Linked DNA regions of Mus musculus: region 2 is linked to region 1. A link is a contact called in ENCODE Hi-C data. All regions are on one chromosome and are shown on one strand. The core of a region is the stretch at or near the end of the contact, and the rest is flanking DNA. Distances in the headings are between cores, read along the strand shown. Region 1 overlaps Hivep3 (human immunodeficiency virus type I enhancer binding protein 3). Region 2 overlaps Hivep3 (human immunodeficiency virus type I enhancer binding protein 3).

Region 1 (6,449 bases), core at 1,206-3,705:
TCTTTCTTCTATTCTATCAAAAGTATTTTCCTCTGATCAATGCTGAAATACTCCACTCCACTTGGCAGATGAAACTCATTTGATGGCAGCAGCACACACACACACACACCCCATGGCAGGCATTGCTGTGTCCCCCATCTCCAGTTGAAGAAACTGAGACATGTATAGCAGTTTGGCCAGACTTCTCCAAGTAGTGAGACTTCAAAGCCAGCACTCCAGCCACCAGCATGCAGCTGCTGCCATTATCTCAGGAAAGCACAGGGAACAGGATTCGTGAAGGCAGCCAAGCAAAGGGATCCAGGTGCTGAACAGAAAGATCCACATGGGTGGGACCATCTGGGGTCAGAGTCTGACGTGGCGAGGAAGATGCATAGGGTAGAGAGAGATGGAGACGAGCTCAGCTGGTGTAGGCAGGGCAAGTGCAGGGCGTGTTCCGTGAACATGGCAAGCACAAGCCTGCCTCAGTCCGTACACACATGCTGTTCCCTGGCCTGTTTCCTTGCCCGGCTTGTTCCCTCTCTCTTTGGCTCCCAAGAAACTGACCACCATGTGAAGTATAGTGTTGCATCTTGTTGCCTGCAGCGTTTTGTTTTAACCTCTTGATACATACGTTTCACTAGAACATAAGCTTCATTGGGGCAAATTGTTCCTGGCTCCTGGTCCTGCTCAGTAAATATCTCTTAGAAGTCAATGATCCCAGCTGTGGCTGACCTGCCTCAGTGGGATTGGTAGGGGCAAGGAGGAGCTGGTGGACTAAGGGTCCCAGCTACACTGCCATGGACTCACTATCTTTCCAGGGAGCTGTAGATTCGAGACTGGGCAGGCTCACAGGGGTGACTGGTGGATACAGAACTCTCATAGCATACATGAGACCTGCACCACAGAGAGAAAAGCATATCCTCTTCTACTTCAAGTCTGAGTGGGGATGCTTGGGAGATGCCATGGTCTCTGGGGTCACATTCCACCTACTTGAACTTTAGAGCACCAGAAGTAGCCCCTTGGTACTCATTACTGAGCAAGGCAGGAAGGGAGGATGGCCAACATGGATGTCAATGATATGAAAGCCACTGTGTTGGTTTTCTATCTCTATGTCAAAATGCCTTTAAAAATAGCTTATTAGGACTCAAGACTTCAGTCCATAGTGCGTGGCTCTGTAATTTCTAGGTCCGTGGAAAGGCAGAAGCATGATGGAGGAAGGGGATAACCAAAGAGGGATGCTGACTTCATAGCAGATGGGAGGCAAAGCGAGAGGGAAAGGGGCTGAGAATAATAGGCCATTCAAATGTACCCTGCCATCAGTGACCCACTTCCTCCAACAAGCCCTGTATCCTCATAGTCCTCTCATAACCCACTCAACAGTGGGCCAATCCACGGATGACATAAGCATCCTCGTGACTCAGTCACCTCTCAGCATCAGCACCAGGTGGGGACCGAGCCTTCAGCACACTGAGGCTTTGCAGGGGTAGGGGGAGAATGAGCTCCGTATTCACGCCGTAGCAGTCTCTGCTAAATCCTCTGCCATCATAGAGCTCTGGCTGTGTCAGACAGAATGTTCCAGAGCACCAGCATTTGGCAGGTTGTGCATGGTGACCAGCATATAGGAACCGCCCCAAGCCCCTGGCTGAAAGAGTGGGGTTTGTTGAATGTGTGATGTGGTGTGAACCTCTACACCCCTCCTAGCGTCTTAGTGGGTCTGTTGAATGCATAATGTGGGAGGATTCTCTACATCCGGCATTCAACCTCAGTGACCCAAGTGTACACTGATGGTGTGGTCTAAGCCTCGCTAAGCTCTTACTACATCCCATCCCTGTGTGCGTGGTCTCTGTATCTTCCGCAGGCAGAGCTGGGCCAGGAGTTAGGAAGTGGTGCAGCAGTGTGGTGAGCCCCTAGACAGGCATCACTCTTAGAATTAAATGCTTTTTCATCGGATAGACGATGACACCGAAGCGTGTTGAGGTCTGCTAGACTGACTTGCTTTTGTCCTTCAGCCTGGAACCATTTCCTCCACAGCATAGAGATGGTGTGTGCGTGCACTGTTCTCTCTTGTTTTAAATGACTGAGTCAGATTGGAGAAGGCTGGGCTCCCTTCCCTGAGGGTGGTAGGCAATACAGAAGTTTCATATCAGGATCAGCATCTGGCTTCTCTGGGTGATGGCTTTGGGGACTTGAAAGAGAGCCTGTGGCTCTATTGGCCCACCCGACACAGCCTGGAGCCAGAGGCCCAGAGAGCACTGGGCATACAGCGTGACTCTGGAGCTGACAAATGCCCAGTGTTCCCACAGACAGGCTGGGGAGATGGGGCTGCATGGCCAGAACAGCTGGGTGGAGGCTGGTGGCAGGAGGCAGTGTGAGTCCCCATTGTTCCCGGGTAGTCATGAGGACAATCAGAGGCATAGAGAAGCCCCCTTTCCTCTCACTCTGGGCCGGGGTCCAGAACTCGGAGCTTCCTGCTCGCAGGCCAAGGAGAGCCACCGGGAGAGCCCCAGATTGGCCTCTGGTTGGCAGGCATCCAGGACCCAGGACTGCCCAGCCAGCTGGAACCAGGGCCTCTTTGCTCCTGAAGCCCTCCTGCCCATATGAGGAAAGGATTAGGGAGCAGTACCTGCATCAGGTCTCTGTGGCTCTAAACAGGTCACTAGTGTTCCCTTTCTCTGTCCATCACAGAGGGGCTGTGGGAGCTCAGAGAAAACACAGTTCCCCTCTGCCACCAAGCAAGCACACAGTAAAGCCCTGTGAGAGGGCACACAGTGAGGGGCAGCAAATCCCTTGAAGGAATTTCCAGGAAGGTGGCAGAGTTAGGCCTGGTGTCAAAGCTCCCTTCACAAGAGGCCTTGAAAAGAAACTAGTCAAAAATGGAAAGAAAATGCCTTCTCCACACAAGGCAGACAGCAAACCTGTAGGCTGACACCAAACCACAGAATTCAGGTAAGGCAGAGAAATGAGGACAGAGTCCAATCCCCACAATTGCATTCTGTTGGCACCCGCAGTCCAATCCCCAGCTGCTTATGAAGCCTTTCAGACACAGATGACCACGTGGGCCCAAATGCATTGCCAGTGTCATTCAGGGACAGCATTGGAAGGGTTGTCACTCAGAGGCCAGCCCAACCTTGTTCTCCAGAGCATATGCATGTACCCATCACACACCCTTGCCAAATACGGCTCAAGAGCAGACAAGGCCCTGTGGAGCTACCACAGGGAAGTGCTGAGAAAGCATCCAGACCTCATCGAATCCCCAGCCTCTACTTTTCCTCATAGACACATGATAAGTATTTAAAGCCTGGACTAACCATCCGTGACAAGAAGGTCTTCTTGCCTTAGCCAAAATGGGATTTTACTAGGGGTGTGTGTGTGTGTGTGTGTGTGTGTGTGTGTGTGTGTAGAGCACAGACAGGACCCACTTACAGCTTACAGCCTCTTTCCTTTCTTCTGTCCACATGTGACAATCAGGCTCTTATTATTTACTCTTCCAACCACAAGAGGCCCAAACCTTTGTGGATCTCTCCTTTGCACTGAGTATTCTATGAGTCAATTATCATCTGCATTGAAGCCCAGAACTGTGTCCACATGACATCTGGTTCAAGGAGCTGTCCACTGCCGCGGGCATGGGCTGGGTATCCGTGCATCTTTGGGGTAAGATGCTGCCATGGATGGTGGTTGGATGTCAGTAGCAGTGTGTTTTAGCTTGCTCCATGGCAGATCTTTATACAGACTATGGAGATTTCCATGATGTAAGTGCATGTATTCAAACCACTCAGTGCTTCTGGGAACTATGAGCTTCACCTAGTCTCTGAAATCAGTGGTTCTGCTGCAGGAGCAACAGTGTTTGGAGCCACCATGGAGGGAGTTTGACTTGGTGTACTTACTCTCTAGCGGTTTCTTCTCCCATAACGTCTCAGAGGAGAGATTTGATCCTGGGTTGTCATTTAATCATCCTACGAACTGAGCGCTTGGTTTTATTGGCAAGAAATAGTTTATTTTCTATTTCTAAAGAATCTCCGTATGTTAATGACTTATGCAAATAAACATTTAGCATCCTTAGGCTGTGGAAGCTCCACCTGCCATATTTCTTTTTTTTTTAATTACATTTATTTATTTATTTATATGTGTACACACACACATGTGTGTGTATGTAAAGGTGTGTGTGTGCGTGTGTTCCACAGCATGCATGTGAAGGACATTCAGAGGACAACTTGTGGGAGTGACTCCTCATTGTCTCTCCACGGGTCCAGGTGATTGGATTCATGTCATTCGGCCTGGCAGCAGCTTCCACCTGCTGAGCCAGCTCAAGGGCCTACCTGCTGTGCTTCTATTCTTGGTCCTGCAGATGGCTGCTGAGCAGAAAGTGTCAAACCTAGAACCACAGTGTATGAGTTCATGCTTCGACCTACCAGTGCCTTGGTTTCACCTTCACATGTCCCACTGTGTCCGACCCGTGGAATTCAGGAGTCAGGCATTTGAATGTAGCACCAATGCAGCATGCAGCTCAACAACTGGTGTTTACTGACTCTGCACCTGACGCTGGTGTTCCTGTGGCCTGGATCCCAGCTTCTGCTGCTTATTGAGTCCATGAAACAGATTCATCAACTCCATAAAACGAGTGCCACACAGTGCTCAGGGTAGAGCCCACACTGGAAACATCTAAGTCCTGCTTCCATTCTGTCTCTTCTGCTCTCTACAAGTCCCCATAGCTACCTCCATCCTCCTGGCCTGGCCATCCCTGATGTCCATCACTAATCTGAACTGTTGGCATCTTCTCCTCTCCTTCTGTCTCTTATTTTCTTTTTACCTTCATTTATTTTTTTTCCTTCTACCATTGTTGTGCATTATGGGATTGGCTTTGAGATATGTAATGCATTTGGATACAAGGAAAAGAACTTTTCCCTCATCCCGACCATCACTGTGCTGGGGCAGAAATGTTCACCGCCCTATGACTGAAAACTCCACAGACTTCAGAGCCTGAAGCCCCTGCCCTGATTCTGGGCTTTTGCACTAAATGTTAGGAATCAGAGCATCAGTTCCCAGAAAGGGGTTTGCATGAAATGACCCTTCGGAAATGAGTTTAGTAATTGAGAAATCTCCTGATCATAGGGTCTGCAATCAAGCCTTGAGGTGGGAGAACATGAGAGACACTGAAAACACTAGGCAAAATGTTGCTTACAGTGAAAAAGTGAGAGATAACTTCCATGGTCAGAATAGAGAGGGAGGGGCCAGGCTTTCAAGACATCCCTGGAACAAAGCAGGGATATTCTTATTTTATATCTTTTGAGGACTGGGCTTGCCTTTTCTCTATTGAGACCTGTGTGTTCCCAGCAGGGCTTCCCAGCTCTTGGTCTCAAGTGAGAGACACAGAGGAGTATGGCCTGATTTCTCCGGGTTGTAGATCAGATCTCTCATCGTGACCAATCTTAAAGTGATAGGCCCATGATCTAGCAGACATCCTACTCTCCACTTTCCCAGCACCCAGATTCCAGGGGCAGCCAAAAGCTAAATGTTTTCTTGCTTGGACCCACATATGGACTTGCTACTGCCTGGAGACAGACAGAGAGAATGTGAGAATGCACAAGCCCTTACCAGTGACCAACCTCTGAGAACTGGGGCCACACATGGCCTGCTTAAGATGACATCACTCACAGCCTCAAGCTGCAAAGAGGCCTCTACTGGGAGACTGAGACACCCAGTCTGAGAAAGGGAGAAAGTTCACAAACATGCTTGAGGTGCCATAGGCCTCAGTCAGAGCCAACCCTTTGCCCCCTTACCTCGTCCCACTCTTCTACAAACCAGAAATACCCAGGGGCAGCTAGAAGACAGCAGACACACATGAAATGGTGGCCACCTTAGCTACTTCCCTCTAGTCTGGGGCTGTAGGCCTCAGGCCTGAGCCAGGGAGAGGAGGTGCACTCATTTTATTAAATTTTAAATTTTTTAAGCTAATAGTAAACTATGTGTAAGCTCATTAAGTTATATAGACTTTGGATCTAGTTAATCTTGGTGTCTGATATTTTTATTTATTTACAAGGGGTTTTTTTAATAATGAAATTTATTTTTAAGAGTTTATCTTTTTATCTCTTAGGATTACCTCAGGCCAGCCTTATGAATTAGTTGAAACTGTTTTAGAGACACCACAGACCAGAGGATTTTTTTTTTTAATTATTGTTGTTGTTGTTTTTACTTGGGAAAGAAATATACAGATCAACTTTAAAAAATATTTATTTACTCTTCTCTCATACATACAATACATTCTGACCCCACTCCTCCCAGTCAGTTTTTCCCTCACCTCTTTTCTCCCCCAGATTTACTCCACATCCTCACCCCCCCCCCCAGAAAAGGGCGGGCTTCCTAGGGACATCAACCTAACATGGTTGATAAGATACAATAAGACCAGGCACAAAACCTCCATCAATGCTGAGCAAAGCAATCCAGTAGGAGGAGACAGGCCTGGAAGCAGGCAA
Region 2 (6,449 bases), core at 1,729-4,228, 190 kb after region 1:
CCAGGATGTATGGGTACTGGCAGACCTCAATCCGGTGTCTGCACCATCTGGCAATGCCTGTGCCAGGACTCTTCTTGTCTGTCTCTGTCTGCCTGTTTGTGTCTTGTCTTTGTGTCTGTCACACACTCAGGTGGCAGTTTGGTCTCTGGGAACTCTTTGAAGAGGGTCTCATGTGTGAGGCAGGAGGAGGTAGCAGGCTAGCCCTAGGAGAGTCCCTTTCCTCTTTTTAGATTCTTTCTAGAGGCCAGAGGAGTGGCTGAGCTATGGACAAGCCCTTACACTGATCTCCTAGGAGACAGAAGTGGTAGCTGTGGGCAGGCCCTTGTTCAGCCCAGGAGACAAGGTGATGTCTGGTGCTCTTGCTAGAGCCAGCTCCCCTTCCAGACACTTGCTCTTCCAGCCGTCCACTCAACCTCCGCTTCCAGATGCCAGGCTGGTTTGTCCCTGAGGGCTGGGGGCAAGAAAATCCTTGGCTGGGCAAGCCTCCTCCCTGTAGCTTCTACAGGATGTTGACAGGAGCAGGACAGCCTTTGGGGGTTGGGCTCCCTCCTGCCTCTTCAGAGAGCCCCTGAGGTTCCTACTCAAGGGTGAGAGCATCCTATGATCACTAGCCCCTTCCCTGTCCAGTACACTGCCTGGCAGAGTCAGAGCCAGAGACCTAGCTCACTGGTAGAGTGATGGCCTACCATTCACAGGCACAATATTAAATAAAAGAGATTGTCACTGGGGGTGGGGTCTGCTCTGGGCCAGCTGTAGTTCACTCCCACGTGCTTTGCCTTGTGACCTTCGCAGTATTTCCATGAGGTGGGTATTTAAAGAAATAGAAAACCGGGACCCTACAGAGTAAGGAACATTGAAAAACTTACTCAGGGAACATAGCTAGCAGTACAGAGCCCAGACCTCCCCATAACCCTCCTCCACCAGGCCATCTAGCTACAAAACCACCGCAAGGCCAGCCACGTTCGAGGGTCCCAAGACCTGAGTCTAGCCAGAGCTTTTCATTAGCCAACGCTGTGGTTCTGGGCCAGTTGTTTCACTGTGCTGGTTTGCAGGAGCCCTGCCAGCACCCAGGACAGCCAAGAATCTTGCCCAATGATGTCATCAGCACCTGCGCCCAGAGTTAAATTAGAAACAGAAGAACTGAGCCTAGTGGGTTGAAAGACATGGTCTGTGGAATCCCACCCACCACTTTTCTCCTGGAGTGCATTTCTTGAGAGACTACAAACACTGCTCTAGCGGTGTGTCTAGCCTGGTTGACTAGAAATCTAAACTCTACAGGTATAACGTATATGGCAAATGTCACCGGTGTGACTGAGGGTAGTCAGAGAAGGGACTCAAGAACGGGAACCTCAGGGCAGTTGGGATCTCTGGCCTACAGCTCTCTCGTCTCACCTGCTGCTCGCTCAGACAATGAGCATGAAGGGCATGCGACTGGCTCGGGAGCTCTCCATCCAGGTGCAGGAAGGAGGCCCAAGCTGGGCAGGGTAGAGTTGGATGATGAGTGGGAAGAGAAGGAGTTAGTCCTCTCTAGTCTTGGCCATCGTATTCACCCAATCTCACTTGTGCTTCCCCAGCAGCCTCAGCCGAAAACCTGACGTTTCTGAGTGGAGATCACCCTTGGTTAGGCTATGTTCATCTGTCTGTCCATCTCTCTTCCCATTAGCTCTGTCTCCTGTCTACTCATCTAACAGTGTCCCTGTTCATGCGCCCCCCCCCCACGCACACACACACACACACACACACACACACACACACACACACACACACACAGGTTTTCTTGTCCCCACCCCCGGCTCTATCTGTCTGCCCATTCTCCTTTTCCCCTCTGGACTGGCCTCCCATACATTCCCACGTGTGGACATCCATCCTCCGATCATGTAGCCGCCCATCTTTCCATCTGCTTACAGGCCAACTTCCACCAGTTCCCCTGTTTATTTTTCCCCGTGGACCTTGCCTCCTCTGTCTGCCTGCCTGCCATCGGCTTCTCCTCCAGTGTCCATCTGTCCTCATGCTTCTATCTTTCTCTCCATGTTCCTCCATTCGCCATACCTCGTCCCCCTGTGCACTCGTTCCCAGAGACTCCATCTTTCCATTCTACCTCCTTCCGTCCATCCATTCAGACTCAACAATTTAAGGCTCATGGGACAGCGTACCTGACCCCGGGAGCTTCAGACATGTTATAGGATCAGCCATGTGGAAATACAACAGTCCTCAGAGCACAACCCAAAGGAACTTCCTGTGACGTCTGTCTGTGTTCTCTGGGGACAGGACAGGGAGCTTAGCCTCTCCTCCCTGAACCTGCTGTCCACAGAGCTCCTCACCCTGCAGCCTGTCACAGGTGTGCACCATGGAGAACCTGACATCACTGTTGCTGTTGTTGTTACCCTGGCCTCAGAAGCTATCGCTCCAGTTCCCCAGCCTATGGGGCCAGGCCTACAACTTGGGGCAGTACCTCAGGGCTTCACAGAGCCTTGGACAACCCATTCCCATAGCACTCTAGTCCTCTGTCTGCACTGTGCCCCAGAGAGGGGGCTGTCCCTAAGACAGTCCCAGCCTGCGTCCCAGAGCCTGTGGGGCTCATGTCCCTTGCTGCTCACCTCACTGCTCCTGCAAGGAACCATGCCCTGCTTTCTCTGCTTAGACCCTAAGGATTGGCCTGATTGTAGTATACTCGGTCAGAAGAACTTCTCAGCCCGCAGCTACTGTATTAGTCATGAGAATCCCATGTCACTCCAGCATTTAAGATTGCAAATCATCTTATCTGAGTGTGCCACCAGCCCCGGGGCCCAAACATAAGACAGAAGCAGAAGAAAAAAAATGCACCTGAGTGGTCTTTCAACTTCTCTGTGTTTTAACCAGCATCTCTGGTTCTCACTGTACCCTGCCCCCTCCCCCCCAGCTGCATGCCCTCCCTGCCCCAGCTCCTGTGTTTGACCTTCTGTAGCAGTTACAGTTGCATAGTCTGGCTGCATGCTGGAGCACAGGAGGCCTTGGCCCCTGCCCAGCCCTCGGCACTTGTGTAAGGAGCTGTGGCCTGGCAGCTGTGTATTGCCCTCCCCCTACCACCAGGCCATGAGTCTGTTCTCATTTCTTTCCAGGGAATCTGACTAAGCACATGAAGTCGAAAGCCCACAGCAAAAAGTGCCAAGAGACGGGGGTGCTGGAGGAGCTGGAAGCCGAAGAAGGTACTGTACCAACCTCCTCTTTCCCTAACTCCCTCTCCACTTCACATCCCTCCCCCTTACCCCTGACCTTCCCCCTTTCCAGACACCCTCATTTCTACTACTGTTCCCCTTCCTCTCTCTCCCTCCCACCATCTTTCCCTTCTATGTCCTCCCTTCTAGTTTGCTGAACAACTGGGAAGCAGCAAATGTTAAATTCATAAAATGCTCCCCAGTGCCACAGAGCCAGTCACTGTGCAGTTCAGTATAACCTAGTGTTCCAGCAGAAAGCCAGCCCCAACGGGAACTCGGCGCACCCAGTGTGTGCCAAGCACAGTCTAAACACGTGCCTTGAGTTGTCTTAGTGGGACCTGGATAGATCTTCAGGCACTTAACTAGAAGTCTCTTCTGATAGGAACCTGCAATGTGGTCTGTGGGACTGCGAGTGTCACTGAGAAAGGCAAAGCTAGATCGGGTAGGTCCATCCCTTCTCGGCCCTGACACATCACTACAACCTGACTATGGTCCTCCAGCATCAGAAACAAGCTAGAGGCAGACTGATAGCAGACAAGGCAGGGGACACGGGTAAGGAGGGAGGCCAGAGGGGCTGCGGCAGATAGAATGACAAACCTTAGCTGTAGATTCTCAGGAGTCAGGGTCAGGGCTTAGTGTGACAAGACGAAGAAGGGAGTGGGTCAGGGGGGTGGGGGGCAGAGAAGAAAGGAGAAAGCTGTGGTTTTTATTTTCTGTTTGTGAAGCAATCTAACAAGAGTTAGATCATGTTTCTTTTAACACTGAATAAACCAATGTTTACAACAATCCACTCAAAGCACTGTCTTCACAAATTATAATGTGAGGCCCCCATGTTGTCAAAATGCATGCCAGGCTACTATAGATGGTGTCCTGGCGAGGGCCCTGTAACATAAGCCCAGACATGGGACCATGAAGGACCATGAAAGACAGGGGGCCTTGGCTGACCTCTATCCTCTATCCTTGAGTATAATGGGAGTGATACATATGTCCTCTGCCTGTGTGCGGAGAACTCCAGCAGGGGTGTAGGGATGTGATCTAGGCCAGACACATGAGCACAGTTCAGGTGAGAAGTGGTCTGATTCCAGATGCTTTCAGAGACTGAGCCCATAGATGGTCCTGCTACATCATAGAGGGCAGAGGAGGGGAGGGAAAGGGCCAGGGATGGCTCCAAGCTTTGTAACCTAAGAGACTGGAAGGATGGAGTTGTTACTTCATGCACCAAGGCAGACCCAGCGACGGGCATTAGGATCTGGGTATCCTAAACATAGAGTTGGTAGCAGGAACTGCCCTGAAGAGCACCAAGCCAGGATGCCCTAGCTCCAGCACACTGCTAAGGAATGGGTTGTCAGCCACTGCCACCCTGTGGCCAGTCTTAGAAACTGCACCCAGAAGGTTCTGTCCAGTGCCTTCCACTAGATTTGAAAGCACTAAAGGCAGAAAAAGGCCCATATGGAATATCAGGAAAGGGGGGGGGGGTGCTGAGCAGGCAGGGGAACCCTTTAGATGCCTGCAGGAATCAGATGTGGAGTGCCTGAAGTAGTGTGGTCTGGAGAGGGCTTCTTCCATCATCCCCGCCACACTGGGACTCATACAGGGGGCCTTCACTTTCTCCTCAGTAAAGAAGGGCTTTGGGGCCTGTCTTGATGGATGTCAGGAGATGCTGGCCCCAACTCCCTCCCCAGTCAGGACCCTGCTTCAGCCTTCATGTGCAGATGCTAACAGTGCCACCCTGGCCACCTGCCTATGGGAGGGGGAGACACAGACAGAGGAGATGGTAGCAGACACAAAAGGACATAAACCAGCCATTGTCACCCAGCAAGAGGAGGGCAGGGTGGGGATTCGTGGCTGCATCTGCTTCTCAAAGCATAATGCCATTTTGAACTGTAGTGTGAGACGTGAGGACTATGAACCTTAGTTCTGACTAGGCCAGGAGATAGCTGGATGATTGTGGGGCAGGCCGTGGCCTTCTCCACGCTTGGGTTTCACTATGTGAGTGAGGGCCAGGGCTGAGTAAAACCTGAGGCCTGCAGTCAGGGCTCCTGCCAAAGTCCTAGGTCAGCAGAATGAGCTGATGCAGGGCTTTGCCCCTCCCTCCATCCCCTGTCTGTTATGTCTCCCATCACCCATTCCCCTCGAGGCCTCGTCTCTTCGCTCCCATCTGCCCAAACTCTGCCCTTGGAACCTCCCTCTGCCTGACAACTCCTTCTCTACACACAATTTTCTCTCTCTTTCCTAGTGAATGTTCACGTTATCCACTTTGGTACCTGACCATGGAGGTGTTAGCATCACTGTTTCTGGCCCTCCTGGGCATGGTGGAGAGCCAGGGCTCGGGGACTATCTTTCCTGACCAGGAGAAAATGGAATATTGGTGCCCGGGCGAGCGATAGGGATAGTGGACACATTAGGCCACCTGGAACCAGTTCAAACTGGTCATGTCACAGCAGTCTAGTGATGGGCCAACAGAGCACAAACTCTCCAGGTCATCCCCCAGATTGTGGACAGCTGACCATTTCAGGGATGCCTCGGTCTCCATTGCTGATGGTGGCACAGCCTCACCAGCTGATGGAAACCTCCACTCCATAAGAATCCAGACCCGGAAGCTGACGTTCAGAGTGCTCCACAGGGCAGGAATGGCAGGGGTCAGGCCTGCCCTAAAGACTGAGGCCAGCCTAGCCCAGCAACTCACAGAAGCTAAACTCTGCCATCTGCCCAGAGCCGCTGTGTAGGCCAGCCTGGTCATGTTAGCATCTGGTTTGCATTTTAACTGACCGTGACTGTCTGCTGGACCAGCCAGCATGCCCTGTCCCAGAGTGATAGATGCCATCAGTAATGGGGTCATAGTGGCTGTAATTATCTGGGCCCTTGCTGTGTACCAGGCCTGCATTATTTTTTCCTCTCAGAAAAAGCCATACAGTGAGACATCCACTTAACAAAAGGAGAGACTGAGGCACAGCATTACAGCTGGCTCGTGGTGAAACCCACACTGAGAAACCAGAAAGCAGATGATCTTGTTTGCCCCAGTGAAGCCCTAGGCCTTACTTGGGAAGGTTACCTGATCCCCCTTACCTCGGTTTCCTTATCCACAGCATGAGCGTAAGAATAGAACCCCCAGTTCCCCAGTGATGCCAGGATTCTTTGAGGGCTACATGAATTCACGTACCTAAAGCCCGCAGAGCTGAACTTGTTCGTCGAGGCATGAGGTCATTGTACACTATTATTTACAGAGTATTCTTCTATCTGCTATGTCACTTGGTC

The links. Hi-C counts contacts between places; a loop is a spot of excess contacts on that map.
Region 2: a map of ES-E14 shows a loop between it and region 1 (2.1-fold over the local background). The contact joins two enhancer-like sites. A Hi-C loop is called at or near these places in 2 of 37 maps with a recorded cell type or tissue (ES-E14 and heart).

The regions. Positions count from the first base shown.
Region 1 is chr4:119,935,681-119,942,129 of GRCm38, forward strand. The region is part of intron 1 of Hivep3 (human immunodeficiency virus type I enhancer binding protein 3); the gene reads left to right. Among named protein-coding and RNA genes, the nearest start is that of Gm38632, 94 kb to the right of the region's middle. Within about 2 kb of position 2,456, at least 1 of the 3 ENCODE cell types and tissues checked has a DNase peak (open chromatin) inside an H3K27ac peak, as active enhancers do; it is heart, where a contact is called at or near this core.
Region 2 is chr4:120,125,178-120,131,626 of GRCm38, forward strand. It overlaps Hivep3 (human immunodeficiency virus type I enhancer binding protein 3), which reads left to right. Exons shown (of 9, transcript NM_010657.3): 7 at 3,099-3,185. Among named protein-coding and RNA genes, the nearest start is that of Edn2, 33 kb to the right of the region's middle. Within about 2 kb of position 2,979, at least 1 of the 3 ENCODE cell types and tissues checked has a DNase peak (open chromatin) inside an H3K27ac peak, as active enhancers do; it is heart, where a contact is called at or near this core.